2 separate regions of the Homo sapiens genome follow, and region 1 is linked to region 2. Evidence: read pairs that join two places in POLR2A ChIA-PET (ENCODE). Cell type or tissue: A673. All regions are shown on one strand. Region 1 holds the start of LINC01776 (long intergenic non-protein coding RNA 1776). Region 2 overlaps LOC124900404 (a long non-coding RNA gene).

Evidence for each region. Peaks named below come from ENCODE experiments on the same cell type or tissue, not always from the same donor. Only the 100,000 strongest peaks of a DNase experiment are listed, where the experiment ranks them.
Region 1: POLR2A ChIA-PET joins it to region 2 with 13 read pairs; 2 of 35 experiments call an interaction of 5 or more read pairs at or near these places.

What each region holds. Positions count from the first base shown.
Region 1 is chr1:98,207,208-98,215,207 of GRCh38, reverse strand. LINC01776 (long intergenic non-protein coding RNA 1776) reads right to left here and starts at 4,497. Exons shown (of 3, transcript NR_046088.1): 1 at 4,398-4,497. All of the region lies in intron 1 of LOC124900404 (a long non-coding RNA gene), which reads right to left. In A673, no CTCF peak of the experiment used is centred here; a DNase peak (open chromatin) is centred at 4,977; H3K27ac peaks cover 1,794 bases.
Region 2 is chr1:98,277,436-98,285,435 of GRCh38, reverse strand. LOC124900404 (a long non-coding RNA gene) reads right to left here. Exons shown (of 2, transcript XR_007066241.1): 2 at 2,931-3,076. Among named protein-coding and RNA genes, the nearest start is that of LINC01776, 71 kb to the right of the region's middle. In A673, no CTCF peak of the experiment used is centred here; no DNase peak of the experiment used is centred here.

The DNA of each region.
Region 1 (8,000 bases), 70 kb after region 2:
CGTTCCAGCTACTCGGAGGCCAAGGCAGCAGAATTGCTTGAACCCGGGAGGCGGGTTGCAGTGAGCCGCCATCACATTACTGCACTACAGCCTGGGTGACAGCGAGACCCTGTCGCAAAAAAAAAAAAAAAAAAAAGATACTTGGATAAATTAGGCTGAACTTAAGTAAATAATTAACATTGAAAAATTAATGAATCCAGGAGCTGGTTTTTTGAAAGGATCAACAAAACTGATAGACTGCTAGCAAGACTAATAAAGAAGAAAAGAGAGAAGAATCAAATAGACGCAATAAAAAATGATAAAGGGGATATCACCACCGATCCCACAGAAATACAAACTACCATCAGAGAATACTACAAACACCTCTACGCAAATAAACTAGAAAATCTAGAAGAAATGGATACATTCCTCGACACATACACCCTCCCAAGACTAAACCAGGAAGAAGTTGAACCTCTGAATAGACCAATAACAGGAGCTGAAATTGTGGCAATAATCAATAGCTTACCAACCAAAAAAAGTCCAGGACCAGATGGATTCACAGCCAAATTCTACCAGAGGTACAAGGAGGAACTGGTACCATTCCTTCTGAAACTATTCCAATCAATAGAAAAAGAGGGAATCCTCACTAACTCATTTTATGAGGCCAGCATCATCCTGATACCAAAGCCAGGCAGAGACACAATCGAAAAAGAGAATTTTAGACCAATATCCTTGATGAACACCAATGCAAAAATCCTCAATAAAATACTGGCAAACCGAATCCAGCAGCACATCAAAAAGCTTATCCACTATGATCAAGTGGGCTTCATCCCTGGGATGCAAGGCTGGTTCAATATACACAAATCAATAAATGTAAGCCAGCATATAAACAGAACCAAAGACAAAAATCACATGATTATCTCAATAGATGCAGAAAAGGCCTTTGACAAAATTCAACAACCCTTCATGCTAAAAACTCTCAATAAATTAGGTATTGATGGGATATATCTCAAAATAATAAGAGCTATCTATGACAAACCCACAGCCAATATCATACTGAATGGGCAAAAACTGGAAGCATTCCCTTTGAAAACTGGCACAAGACAGGGATGCCCTCTCTCACCACTCCTATTCAACATAGTGTTGGAAGTCCCAGCCAGGGTAATTAGGCAGGAGAAGGAAATAAAGGGTATTCAATTAGGAAAAGAGGAAGCCAAATTGTCCCTGTTTGCAGACGACATGATTGTATATCTAGAAAACCCCATTATCTCAGCCCAAAATCTCCTTAAGCTGATAAGCAACTTCAGCAAAGCCTCAGGACACAAAATCAATGTACAAAAATCACAAGCATTCTTATACACCAATAACAGACAAACAGAGAGCCAAATCCTGAGTGAACTCCCATTCACAATTGCTTCAAAGAGAATAAAATACCTAGGAATCCAACTTACAAGGGACGTGAAGGACCTCTTCAAGGAGAACTACAAACCACTGCTCAAGGAAATAAAAGAGGATACAAAGAAATGGAAGAACATTCCATGCTCATGGTTAGGAAGAATCAATATCGTGAAAATGGCCATACTGCCCAAGGTAATTTATAGATTCAATGCCATCCCCATCAAGCTACCAATGACTTTCTTCACAGAATTGGAAAAAACTACTTTAAAGTTCATATGGAACCAAAAAAGAGCCCGCATCACCAAGTCAATCCTAAGCCAAAAGAACAAAGCTGGAGGCATCACGCTACCTGACTTCAAACTATACTACAAGGCTACAGTAACCAAAACAGCATGGTACTGGTACCAAAACAGAGATATAGATCAATGGAACAGAACAGAGCCCTAAGAAATAATGCCGCATACCTACAACTATCTGATCTTTGACAAACCTGACAAAAACAAGAAATGGGGAAAGGATTCCCTATTTAATAAATGGTGCTGGGAAAACTGGCTAGCCATATGGAGAAAGCTGAAACTGGATCCCTTCCTTCTACCTTATACAAAAATTCATTCAAGATGGATTAAAGACTTAAACGTTAGACCTAAAACCATAAAAACCCTAGAAGAAAATCTAGGCATTACCATTCAGGACATAAGCATGGGCAAGGACTTCATGTCTAAAACACCAAAAGCAATGGCAACAAAAGACAAAATTGACAAATGGGATCTAATTAAACTAAAGAGCTTCTGCACAGCAAAAGAAACTACCATCAGAGTGAACAGGCAACCCACAAAATGGGAGAAAATTTTTGCAACCTACTCATCTGACAAAGGGCTAATATCCAGAATCTACAATGAACTCAAACAAATTTACAAGAAAAAACAAACAACCCCATCAAAAAGTGGGTAAAGGATATGAACAGACACTTCTCAAAAGAAGACATTTATGCAGCCAAAAAACACATGAAAAAATGCTCACCATCACTGGCCATCAGAGAAATGCAAATCAAAACCACAATGAGATACCACCTCACACCAGTTAGAATGGCAATCATTAAAAAGTCAGGAAACAACAGGTGCTGGAGAGGATGTGGAGAAATAGGAACACTTTTACACTGTTGGTGGGACTGTAAACTAGTTCAACCACTGTGGAAGTCAGTGTGGTGATTCCTCAGGGATCTAGAACTAGAAATACCATTTGACCCAGGATTCCATTACTGGGTATATACCAAAAAGACTATAAATCATGCTGCTATAAAGACACACGCACACGTATGTTTATTGCGGCACTATTCACAATAGCAAAGACTTGGAACCAACCCAAATGTCCAACAATGATAGACTGGATTAAGAAAATGTGGCACGTATACACCATGGAATACTATGCAGCCATAAAAATGATGAGTTCATGTCCTTTGTAGGGACATGGATGAAATTGGAAATCATCATTCTCAGTAAACTATCGCAAGGACAAAAAAACAAACACCGCATGTTCTCACTCATAGGTGGGAATTGAACAATGAGAACACATGGACACACGAAGGGGAACATCACACTCTGGGGACTGTTGTGGGGTGGGGAGAGGGGGGAGGGATAGCATTAGGAGATATACCTAACGCTAAATGACGAGTTAATGGGTGCAGCACACCAGCATGGCACATGTATACATATGTAACTAACCTGCATATTGTGCACATGTACCCTAAAACTTAAAGTGTAATAATAATAGTAAAAAAAAAAACATAATTTGTGAAATAAGAAGAATGAAAAATTTTAAGTAAATAACATTGGAGAAAAATCATAATTTGTGAAATATGAAGAATGACAAATTTCCATTTTAAAAATATAAGTTTTTAGTTTTTTTCTTACTGCAAAACCAATCCATGTTCATTGCAAGAAAAAAATGCAAAGACAAAAAGAACACAAACACAAACCATATTCCAAAAACCCAACTATAATCATTGTTAACATTTTAAGTATTTCTACATCAAAAACGGAATCATAGTAATCATATATTTCGTAACCTACTCAATCAGTGTTCTACATGCATCAAACACCCAGGCATCTCCTGGGTGGGCTTTGACCTACTTCAAACATGCATACCTGAAATGCCTTGGGGATGCCCACAGATGCATCTACTCAGTGCCTGTCCACACATGAATAACCTGGAAGTGTGGAAGAATTAACACCCCAGAGGGAAAAAAATGACCAATAGATATAGAAGCCAATGGACACATTCTTCCCCCTTTCTGCTCCCAACCCTTACTCTACAGAGTCTAGAGAGATGCTTTACATGGCTACTTGAGGAGGGCTCAGCCTCACTTAACCAGCAATCAGTTTAACTCAGCAGTGACCAATATCACTATCAATATCAATAATGCCTTCTCCTCCTGTTGGCTCTCCCTTTCTTCCCTGCCTTACTCCCCTGCTCTGTCACTTCTCTTTCCTGGGATGGCACTTGCTAATAAAGCAATAGTACATAAGCCATCTGCCATTAGATTTGCTTCCTGGGAAACCCAGGTTTAGCCACCTAATTTTTATCTTAAAAATATATGTTAAATGTACTTTTCTGTCACTATCAATTCTTCCATACATAATATAAATTCAATACGATCATAGACCTTGTTTTTCTTCCTTAATTCTTTATGCTCAGTATCTAGATTAGTATCAACACATTTTCAATGCCTACAAGAGTGTATCATTGCTGCGAAGGTATGAGTCCACCTACTTACATTTTTACTAGTGTATACCTCAATATATTCATTCAGACCACACTTGGACATTCAAGTTGTTCCTAATTTTACCTATGTTAATGTGCCATGGTTAGGCAGCAAACTCCGGGCTCAAACACATGATTATTTCTATATTCTTAAAAGCGATTTATCTGAATCAAAGGTTATGCACAATTTTAGGAATATTTTACAAGCATTTGCTATCCTATTTGAATAAAAATTATGATATTCTATTCATTTTTACCTGTCAGCATTTCTTCTAGTGAACCAAGGTATTCTCATAGCATTGGCAGAGGAAAAGGCATAATCCATGTCCATCTTTTTCATCAGCTTAAAATCCATGTGCTTTTATGGGTGGCAATGAAGCGATGAGTAGCCTCAAGCCAGCAAATTTGGAGTGGGGAGAAGAATTAAACCTCAAAAATCCTTGCTGCTGAAACAATATTTTTTTCTTTTCTTCTTTTTCTTTAATAATGGTATCCCTCTTCCCACTATCCTTCCCAATTGTAATTTACTTTTCATGTCACAGAACTTAGCACCAAACAAATTACACACCTTATCCAAAGCTATTGGCTCAAAATGCTCAGACGGCTGTTTTCACTATAAACCACAGGCAAAGTGATTCCAGGGTGTTGTTTTTCTGATAGTAAAAGAAATCCTGGAAACTCTTTACAATTATTCCTGCATGGATCAATGCGGCGTAGAGCGGTAGTCCAGAGATCAGTAGGAGACGTATTTGAAGCTGAATCAATGCTGACAAAGAAATACTTGCCATTCCTCAAATACTTGAAGTACCTCATTTCCTATGAACTGGATTATCTCTTCATAAATTGTGGGCAACAGCTAAGATAAGTTTAGCCCCTGCCTTTGCTACCAAATATGGCAAGCGGATTTGTGAGTAATGGAGACAACCAAGAAATCAGTTTCAGAACCGCACCCCGCCCCCCTCAAAAAAAAAAAAAAAAGAAAAAGAAAAAGAAAGAAAACAATTTTTATGGTTTGGGAAACTAATCAGTCCCTTCTCTGCATGAAAGAAAAAGCCACACTTAGAAACCTGTTTGCTGCAATGAGTTTGAATGCCTCATACCTGGCTTGGTATTAAAACTTAATGTTGGAATTTGGAAGACTGCTTTCATCTAGTATTGAGTTAATTATTGGACAAGTACATTAAAATGGGTTGATCTCAGAAAATCAGCTAACAGCCCTTATCATACTCCTCTATATCAAAGCAATGTCACTGAGCATCACTACAAACAGTTAGAAAATTAAGGCTTTTTTTCCTCTTAAAATATTTTCTGTCTCAAAAAGTTCTTTATAATGTGTGATAAACTTCTTTAAATAAGATTTTCTCAAATTTTCTTTAAAAGTTTCAATTAAACATATGTTTTTTAATGGGGGCAACCGAACCATATCACGGATGAAAAATAAAATCACCAGGTATCCAACAGAAGGGCCAGTGGGTAAATCAGGCTGCCTGGGCTGAGTGTAAAACAGATCTGTTCATTGCAGAACTCGGGGGATTGAAATAAAACCTCCAACACATGTCATCAATACATTTCTGCTTTAATAAACACCGCTTAAATTTCCCCTGGCATTTAAAAAAATGCATATTAAAAGGAAGAACATGCACAATTCAGGCTAAGGACAAATCTTGAGCCTTCTCAAGTAGAAATGTGTTCAATTTGATAATTTTGGTGCTGTGTCTATGGAGAGAATGAAACTTTGTTCCACCCCCATCTACAAATTTTTATGCACCTATTGATAAAATCTGTAGATGTCCTTGGCCCAATAAAAAGACAAAAAGAATACTGCCTGCCTGCACAAACCATGACGCTCTCACTGCAAACCATCTCAAAGACCTCTCTCTCTCTAATCAAAACAATTCACCAAGGCTGAGTGATGATCTGAAAGAAAAAAAAAAGGAGATAAAATAACAAAGAAAATAAACCAAACTAACACATTTTTAACCTACATATGTTGAAATATAATTTCTTACAAATAAACAAACAAAAACATGATGTTTTGACTAAATGTTTTTGATTAAATGCTTACTTTAAAAATACAAAAAAGAAAGACCCAGTTATAGAATAAACATTGCCAGGAGAACAAAAGCTATACAATTTACCACAAATTTGCTCTTTCTTTCATTTTAGCATAGACATGACCTTACCTTTTATATGTTAAATGATTAAAGATTATATTATTTTTGTTTTATTTTTAATTTTGTGGGCACATAGTAGATATATATATTTATAGGATACATAAGATGTTTTGATACAGGCATGCAATGTGTAATAATCAAATAATAGAGAATGGGGCATTCATTCCCTCAAGTATTTATCCTTTTTATTATAAACAGTCTGATTACCCTCATTTAGTTGTTTTAAAATGTACAATTATTATTGACCATAGTCACTCTGTTGTGCTATCAAATAGTAGGTCTTTTTCATTCTTTCGGTCCATTGTTTTGTGTGCCCATAAATCATCCTAATCTCCTCTGTATACCCCACCCCCACCCTCGAATGCACTACCTTTCCCAGCCTCTGATAATCATACTTCTACTCTCTATGTCCAAGAGTTTGTTTTGAGTTTTAGATCCCACAAATAAGTGAGAACATGTGATGTTTGTCTTTCTATGCCTGGCTTACTTCACTTTACATAATGATCTCCGTTCCATCCATGTTGCTGCAAATGATAGGATCTCATTCTTTTTATGTCTGAATAGTACTCTATTGTGTATGAGTACCACATTTTCTTTATCCATTCATCTGCTGATGGACGCAGGTTGCTTCCAAATCTTAGCTATTGTGAACAGTGATTCAACAAACAAGGGAGTGCAGATATCTCTTCAATACACTGATTTCCTTTCTGTTGGGGAGATACCTAGAAGTGGAATTGCTAGATTATATGACACCTCTGTTTTCAGATTTTTTGAGGAAACTTTTCGTTTTAAAGAAATTCTGATTAATCTTATGCCTGTAAACATCTAGAGTCAGCAACTGTCCAGTAAATGATGAGCTGATAGATTTCAAGCCTTTTATGTACCAAGTAGGATCTCCAAGTACTCTGTGTAAATAATTCAACTCATTTCTATGTCAACTACCTGCACTAATTTCAACATAAATTAAATTTTAAAACATAAAGGAAATTTTCCATGAAACTTGGACTTGATTCTTCAATGACAGAGTCCTACTAGATTAACTTTCAAAAAGGTGTGCTGCTTTAAAGACTCCTTTTCTTCATAAAACTAATCCATCTATATAGAGTTTTGGCAACATAAAGGAGATAATTGTCATATTCTCAAAAGCTACCTTGTTTCCAGAATCATAAATGATCTTCATTGTTAAAATCAATAATACACTCCTTATGCACATTTTCTTGAACACGTCAATTGTGTATGTTTAGATTTAACGAATATTTTATTCTAGCTCTTTTCACCTCTTTTGATTACTGGAGATTGTTCTGACACCATGGGGAAATGTATAAAGGGAAATATTAAATGCCACACTAGACCAGGCCTGTCAGTAGCACTTTGGAGCGAGCTTTTCAATGCTAAGCCACACGACAACTGAACAGTTCCTGCCAGACATAAAGTGGACTTGTATTCAGTTGACATTTCAGCACTTCTTTGGAACATAACCACTTTTTAGAATTACAAGGTTTTCTTAATTGAAAGTAGATTTTAAAATTATAGTAGTTGTTAAATACTAGGAGCTAAATTTTCACTTGCGTGTAAAAGCTGTTATTTGGAGCTGAATCGGGCATGCAGTTTAACAAGCAACAGGAAATGTTTAAAATCACCACGATCATTATCCAGTAAAATTAAAATACCCAAACCAGAGGGCTA
Region 2 (8,000 bases):
GCTGGAGAGGATGTGGCGAAATAGGAATGCTTTTACACTGTTCTTGGGAGTGTAAATTAGTTCAACCATTGTGAAAGACAATGTGGCAATTCCTCAAGGATCTAGAACTAGAAATACCATTTGACCCAGCCATCCTATTACTGGGTATATACCCAAAGGATTATAAATCATGCTGCTATAAAGACACATGCACATGTATGTTTATTATGGCACTAATCACAATAGCTAGGACTTGGAACCAACCCAAATGTCCATCAATGATAGACTGGATTAAGAATATGTGGCACATATACACCATGGAATACTATGCAGCCATAAAAAATGATGAGTTCATGTCCTTTGCAGGGACATGGATGAAGCTGGAAATGATCATTCTAAGCAAACTATCACATGGACAGAAAACCAAACACCGCATGTTCTCACTCATAGGTGGGAGTTAAACAATGAAAACACATGGACACAGGGCAGTGAACATCACACACTGGGGCCTGTCCGGGGCTGGGGGGCTGGGGGAGTGATAGCATTAGGAGAAATACCTAATGTAAATGACGAGTTGATGGGTGCAGCAAACCAACGTGGCACATGTATACCTATGTAACAAACCTGCATGTTGTGCACATGTACCCTAGAACTTAAAGTATAACAAAAAAAAAAGTCTGGTTTTAGTCTAATTATTGGTCCTTTGTAATGAATTTGCATTTTTTTGATTGTTAAAATTTCTCTTTTTCTTTGATGTTATTCCTAGAATTATTACTATTATTATTCCTGGAAATTGCATAGCTTAGGATTGGAGATATATGACTTTTATTAATTCTCAAAAATTCTGAGCCATTCTTTTTACTTCTTCCTGGAATTCTTATTAACCCAAATTGAACGCACTCCCTATCTCTGTCTTTCTGTACTGTATTATAGTTTTTTCCCACAACAGATTTCTCATCTAGCTCACTTACGCTCTCACTCTTTAGTGATCTCCAATCTGCTGTTTAGATTGTCCATTTTTTTAATGATGATTTGTTTCTTTTTAAGTATTTAGACTGTGTATTTTGTACCTTTTCAAAACTGAATTTGTTTTTGTTTTTAAACCAATCTCCTGTCCTCTTCTTTTGTTTTCTATAACTTATTTCATCACATCAATAGTTTTAAATATCTCACTTTACAATCCCTGTAATAGTATTATTCTATTACCTCATGTTTTGTAGGTGTTATTTCTCTTGTTTTCCTAAGTCTTATTCACGGTGGATTGTTTCATTTAGCGTTTTGTCATTTTTTATATTATCTTATCTTATGCAAAGCATGCCGTTATTATGGAAATTCTGTGCATCTTGGTTTTTGAAGTGTCTCCCCAGAAAGCTTTGCATTTGATTCCAACAGACACCAGAGATGTATCAGTGGCCAGAGACCAATTCCCATGTTTATTTCTCAGTGTGTGTGGTGTGTGTGCATGTGTTTTAATACCCAAGTAGCTTAAATTGGACTCCAAATTAATTGTAAGCACAAACTTGGATTTTGAGTTCTCAAAATAGATGTTCTGTGCCACCCAGAGTCAAGGCAAAACCCAGTTTAAGTGTTGCCTTTTGTAACCAGTCTGATTCCACAGCAAGACCATAGAAGTTGAATTGCGTGGCAATGCAGTATCCTGTACACAATCACCATCACATTTGGCCTGCCATAGCATCGGCTGGCATAATCATTGTTTGCCTCTTAGCTACCTCTCTGCTTCTGGTAAATAAGGTTTCCCTTTCTTGCATGCTTGATAAGGTCAACCATTCTCATTATCTATTTATTATTTTATCACAAATATAAAGGTAGAAGGTTTAAAAAGCTAGTATAACCAACTATTTTACAAAACTAGAACTCTGAGTTCTTTGAAATTAAAAAACAGGTAAAGGTCATTAATTGTAACTTACTAATGAGTAGAACACATGGCTAATAAAAATGGAAAATATTCAATGCTACTTGTTCACTCATCAAAACAGAGAAGACCAAAAAGAATGGTAAAGTGTAAAAATGCAGGGCACCCTTATATAATGCACAATTTCTGAAGAACATTTATCTATATAAATATGATACTTTAAATATGAATACGTTAATAAATAACTATTTAGACTGGGCGCGGTGGCTCACGCCGGTAATCCCAGCACTTTGGGAGGCCGAGGCAGGCGCATCATGAGGTCAGGAGATCGAGACCATCCTGGCTAACACGGTGAAACCCCTTCTCTACTAAAAATACAAAAAATTAGCTGGCAGTGGTGGCTGGTGCCTGTACTCTCAGCTACTCAGGAGGCTGAGGCAGGAGAATGGCGTGAACCTGGGAGGCAGAGCTTGCAGTGAGCCGAGATTGCACCACTGCATTCCAGCCTGGGCTACAGAGCAAGACTCCGTCTCAAATAAATAAATAAATAAATAAATAAATAAATAAATATATAAATAACCATTCAAGGTCTAGGAGATTTTTCTAAGGAAATAATCAGATTTGTTTATAAATTTTTCATTGGAACTTTATTTACAATGGCATTTTAAAAATCTTTAAATAACCAATTGGGAAGAATTGAACTAAATTATGGTACATCTAATAATGGAGCAAAGAATATCTATTAAAATTAAAATTATAAAATAAATATTGACATGGGAAAATATTTATGGTAGAGTGTTAAGTAAAACACACAAAAACAGGCACTAAGCAGTATATACTCAGATGTGTAAAACACGTACAGATATAATTTCATGCAGATAAAAGATGGGAAGTGTATACACAAAAATACTAAAAATATGAATTTCTTAAAATTGATATGTTAGTTTTATAATCAGAAAACAAAAATGGAAAATGCTATTTTTAAAAGCACTGTGTTAGGCTGTTCTTGTACTGCTATAAAACCTTCCTCCCTGAGAGGATAAAACATAAAAGGAAAAAAGAAATACCTGAGACTGGGTAATTTATAAAGAAAAGAGGTTTAATTGGCTCACAGTTCTGCAGGCTGTACAAGTTTGGCACCAACATCTGCTTGGCTTTTGGGGAGGCCATAGGGAGCTTTTACACATGGCAGAAGTCCAAGTGAGAACAGGCATGTTACAGGGCCTGAGTGGAAGCAAGAGAGTGCAAAGGAGAAAATGCCACACACTTTCAAGCAACCAAATCTCCCAAGAACTCACTGACCATCAGGAAACCAGCACCAATCCATAAGGGATCAGCTGTCATGACTCAAACACCTCCCACCAGGCCCCACCTCCAACGTTGGGGATTAGAATTCAACATGAGATTGGCAAGGACATGTATTCAAACTGTATCAAGCACATATTTAGTCATTTCAGTAAACTTTTGTGAAGCTACACAAACTTCTTATCAGTGTCTGGTAATATTCAGTTTATTTCACTGACTCTTCCCTTACCACAAAGCGACTTACGGAAAGCAGCCATTGTTTTATTCCTTTTTATGGTCTCAATCAAAGCTCATAATAAATGCTCAATGAAAGTATGTGTAACCTAGCAAATGAATAAATAACATTAGTGAATAAACAAATTTTAAAAATGATGTTATTACCATCTTTCTACAGGATAATGATAAGAAAGCAAAATGAAATGAATCAATGAATTAAAATTCACTACCATAATAAGTCTAAAAAGCAAATAAAATATTTCAGAAATTGATCTTTTCAAATAAAAAATATTTTGAGATATAATAACTGTATGTATATGGTTTACATTTGTACAGGCTTTTTTTTTTTTTAGACGGAGTCTCACTCTGTCACCCATGTTGGAGTACAGTAGTGGGTTTTCAGCTCACTGCAACCTTGGCCTTTCTGGTTTAAGTGATTCTTCTGCCTCAACCTCCCACGTAGCTGGAACTACAGGCATGGGCCAGCACACCCCAATAATTTTTGTATTTTTAATAGTTTAAGCGATTCTTCTGCCTCAACCTTCCAAGTAGCTGGAACTACAGGCATGGGCCAGCACACCCAACTAATTTTTGTATTTTTAATATAGACGGGGTTTCACTATGTTGGCCAGGCTGGTCTTGAACTCCTGACCTTAGGTGATCCCCTTGCCTCGGCCCCCCAAAGTGCTAGGATTACAGGCACGTGCCACTGGGCCTGGCCTGTGCAGGCTATTAATAAAAGCAGAATGTAATAATATATTTTAACTTAGTTTGAAAATTTCAATTTATCAGTAATATCTTCAGAAATCATCCCCCTATAATCCATTTCTACCAAAGAATTTAACTGGGTTGCACCTGCTAATGGCTCTGGATCTTATGCTTTTTGAAACAACTCATAGGAAAGGAGAGGGGGAACACTTTCAATGGATTCAATACATTCAGTACTACACTTCCTTTCCTAGCCTTATTAAGCTTATCATAAGCAGGTATCGAAACGGGCTTTAAATCTCTGCTAAAGTGCTAACTCCACATATAAGTATAATTATTTTTAAAACCCAGAAGAAAAATCTAAGATGAAATAGAAAAATTCTCACAAAGCAAATTGTGTACTGTATGTATGACACTGTGAGGTTTAGACACATGTAAAGGAAGTGCCTTCTGCTTTGCTATTTTGAAATGTCATTCCACTCTAGAAGCCGGTCAAGTTATGTTAATGTGCATTTGGTACAAATATTACCCTCATATTTTTAAAATTGAATCAATATTCAATAACATATCACATGTAATTATAAAGGGTAAGCATTGGGATTCAAAAGATATGAGTGACGTTGAAGAAACAGAATTTTACTAGTGTTTTAAGTTCCCAAAGCTTTTTTACATATCATGGAGAACAAATCCATAATCCAGCCCAAAGTGTTAATAATAATACAAAGATAAGTATACTATCAAAATCTGGTGTGAAATTCTGTTGTTTGATTGGTGCATATTTTTAATCAGTCCAAAATTTCTGATTTGGGGATTTAATACCAGTGATTGCTGTTAATTTCTTCAGATTAGTACTCATTATGAAAATCATATTTCTATATGAGTTTTTCTTCCCTTCATAAAATCTTATCCCAAGACAGCTAAAATCCTTCTGAGAGCCTGAACAGTCAAACCTGGGCTCATAATGCACAGATAAAACACTCTTTATAGCAGCATTCATTAAAGTACTAGACAGAGCACAAAAAGCAGCAACAGGGAGCTTTCCCCTAAAAGCTTTTAATACAGCTCTTTCCAAGACTCATTAAATCGGCCCAGCACTAAAGCCTCTGGCCACCCCCATCTATTGATCTCCACCACTGTGGAGCCCCCTACTCTGTCCAACTGTAGTCGGAGGTAATTTATCTCTGATGAATATATCGTCCACAGAAAAGTCACTAGTACAAAGCTGCAAGTCAGAATCCCAACTCTAAGTGAGGCAATTATTGTGTGTTTTCTGTGGGTTCCCGAAAAGTCCCTGCAAATATAAACATTCTGCAAAACTGTTTGTCTTAATTTTCATTTGACTTCCTCAAACAGGCCCTACTAACAGGTAACATTTATTGAACATATATTATGTGGCTGTACTAGGATTCGTGTTTTAAGCATTGTTTTTATTTAATCCTTATACCAGCATGATGAACAATTTATCTCCATTTTGCACATGAAAGAAATGGGGCTCAGAGAGTTGAAGTAACTATCCAGAATCTCAAAGCCAATAGGTGGCAGAACCACTGTTAGAAAAAACCTTATAGTGAATCTTTCTGTTCACCTAACTGATATTTTATTTTGGATACCATGTACCAGGACCTGTGGTAAACTAAATGGACATGCTCCCTGTGTTCATGGTGCTTACAGCTCTGTGGGAGCAAAAACTTTAAACAAGTAAGTGGGAAATAAACAGCAAATTGTAGTAATTATTATGAAGAACAAAGTATGTATAAATATTATTCTTATTCCAGCATTAATAACTCTGCTCATCCATTTGTTTCACATTTATTTGGCATGTGTAGATTATACTTTCAACAAGATACACCCATAAAAACATGTTTGCCTTTTTCTTTCTAATCAACAGAACAACTCACAGCATTATTAATTTGGAAGAGCAGAAGTTCTTTTGAATTGATTATCCTTTATCCATAAGATAACCATTTATTCTAAACCAAACAATCTCAATTATGATTCTAATCTCTGTCCTTTCTACTTTGACAGTTTACTTTCTGAAAAGAGTTACAGTTTAGATAATAAATTTGTATGATCACTCTACTTGTACAATATTTGGAGCTGTTTGAAATGTGTTTTGGAGAAAATAGTAGTGAACTGAAAGAAATGACTGTGTCCTACTTTCTACTGGGATCTTTTCCTATGTAATTTTACTTAATCTTCTTCAGACACCTCACTGAGGCCACAATTGCTATACCCACTTGAAGACAAGTGTCTCAAAGATATCTTATACAATGCATATGTTTACATATCCTAAATATCTCTCAAATATCTTCTCCCTCCACTTCATTCATTCACTCTACAAATATTGATTTAACCCCTTCTTTGTGCCAGACATTGTGCTAGGTACTAGGATATGAATGAGACAAGGTAGAGTAGTTTGTTTCTACCTTCATGGAGTTTGCCATTTACTAGAGAAAGCAGGCAAAAACAAGCAAACAAAAATAAAATACAATAAATATAAATTGTTCTAAGTGCTATGGAACTTAAGTAAAACAGAGTCCTGTAGCTTTCTCATGGGTTATCTTGTTCCAATACTCCAAAATGCCCTCCATTACACTGTTATAGAAAGTTCTGAATACAAATTTGATAATGTTTCTTTATGATTTAAATCTCAGGGATTCTTAAAATCATCAGTGTAAATTTGTATGATGCAAGTCACTTTATAATTTGTTCTCTGCTTACAGGCATAAAAATAAATTGAACGTGAACAAACAGGTGAGAATGCAAGCCTCTAGTCTTTCCATATTGCAGAAGTTCCGCTCTTTCTTAAGGAAAACTTGTACCTTAGTGACATGTGACCATTGACTATCAGTAAATTAATATGTATCTTAATTTTTAGTAAAAATATAAGCATAAATCTTTTTTCTATGGGATAGTTTAGTACAACCTATACGTATGCACAGCTGGCTTTGGAGACCCCTAGTGTGTTTGTTTATACCATTAGACTGCAAAGTTTTTTGAGAACTAAAGCTACAGGATTCATTGTTGTGCATTCGGTCCTAGAGTGCTTAGCATTTGATCTGGATAAAACCCAGGAGGTCATCATTGTTTGCAGACTGACTGACTAAATGAGGGAAGAATTCAATCCATCCATTGAGCAAATGCAGAGTGCCCATGACTTGTAGCATGTTGGCAGTGGTAGGACCAACATAACCAGGGAGGATATGATGATATGATACAAGTGCCAACATTTCTCTGACATTTCTAAGCATGTCAACAAAATCCCACTATTAATAGGGCTGTAGGGAATTATGTCCTCGACACACATTTCTCTTAAGTAATCTCCATTTAGTTGGTTGTTTTTAAATAACTGTTCCACAAAAGAGGAGATTTTTTCACAGTGCTCTTTCAAAACAGAGTCCCAGTGTTCCTGAACCAAACTGAAGGTCGGGCTGTTTCTCGTGTCCCAATAACAAGATGCGGACGAACTGGGGAGGAAGAAAGTTTTATTCCTGTAAGCCAGTTACAGGGAGAAGACCTGGAAATTATCACCAGACCAACTCAAAACACAAAGTTTTCCAGAGCTTATGTACCTCCTAAGCTATAAGTCTACGTGTAAGTCTGCATTCATCTAAAGACATAAGTGATTAACTTCTTTTAATCTATAAGGTCTCAGTCCTGAAGACCTTCCTCTAGAGCCTCAGTAAATTTACTTAGTCTAAAGGGGTTCAGGTGGTAGGGTGATTACCCTTATCTTGTTTCCTGTTAAATCACAGAGGTTTGGGTATTCTTTCAGACCCCTAATCAACTTGTATGTGGAGGCCTGAGGAGTTTCTTCAGATCCCCAGTAAAACTTGTTTAATCCTAAATGAGTCCTGTTAAGAATTCCTTCATTATTTTGTCATGCTTTAAGGCCCAGGAAAAGCATAGGCAAGATTCT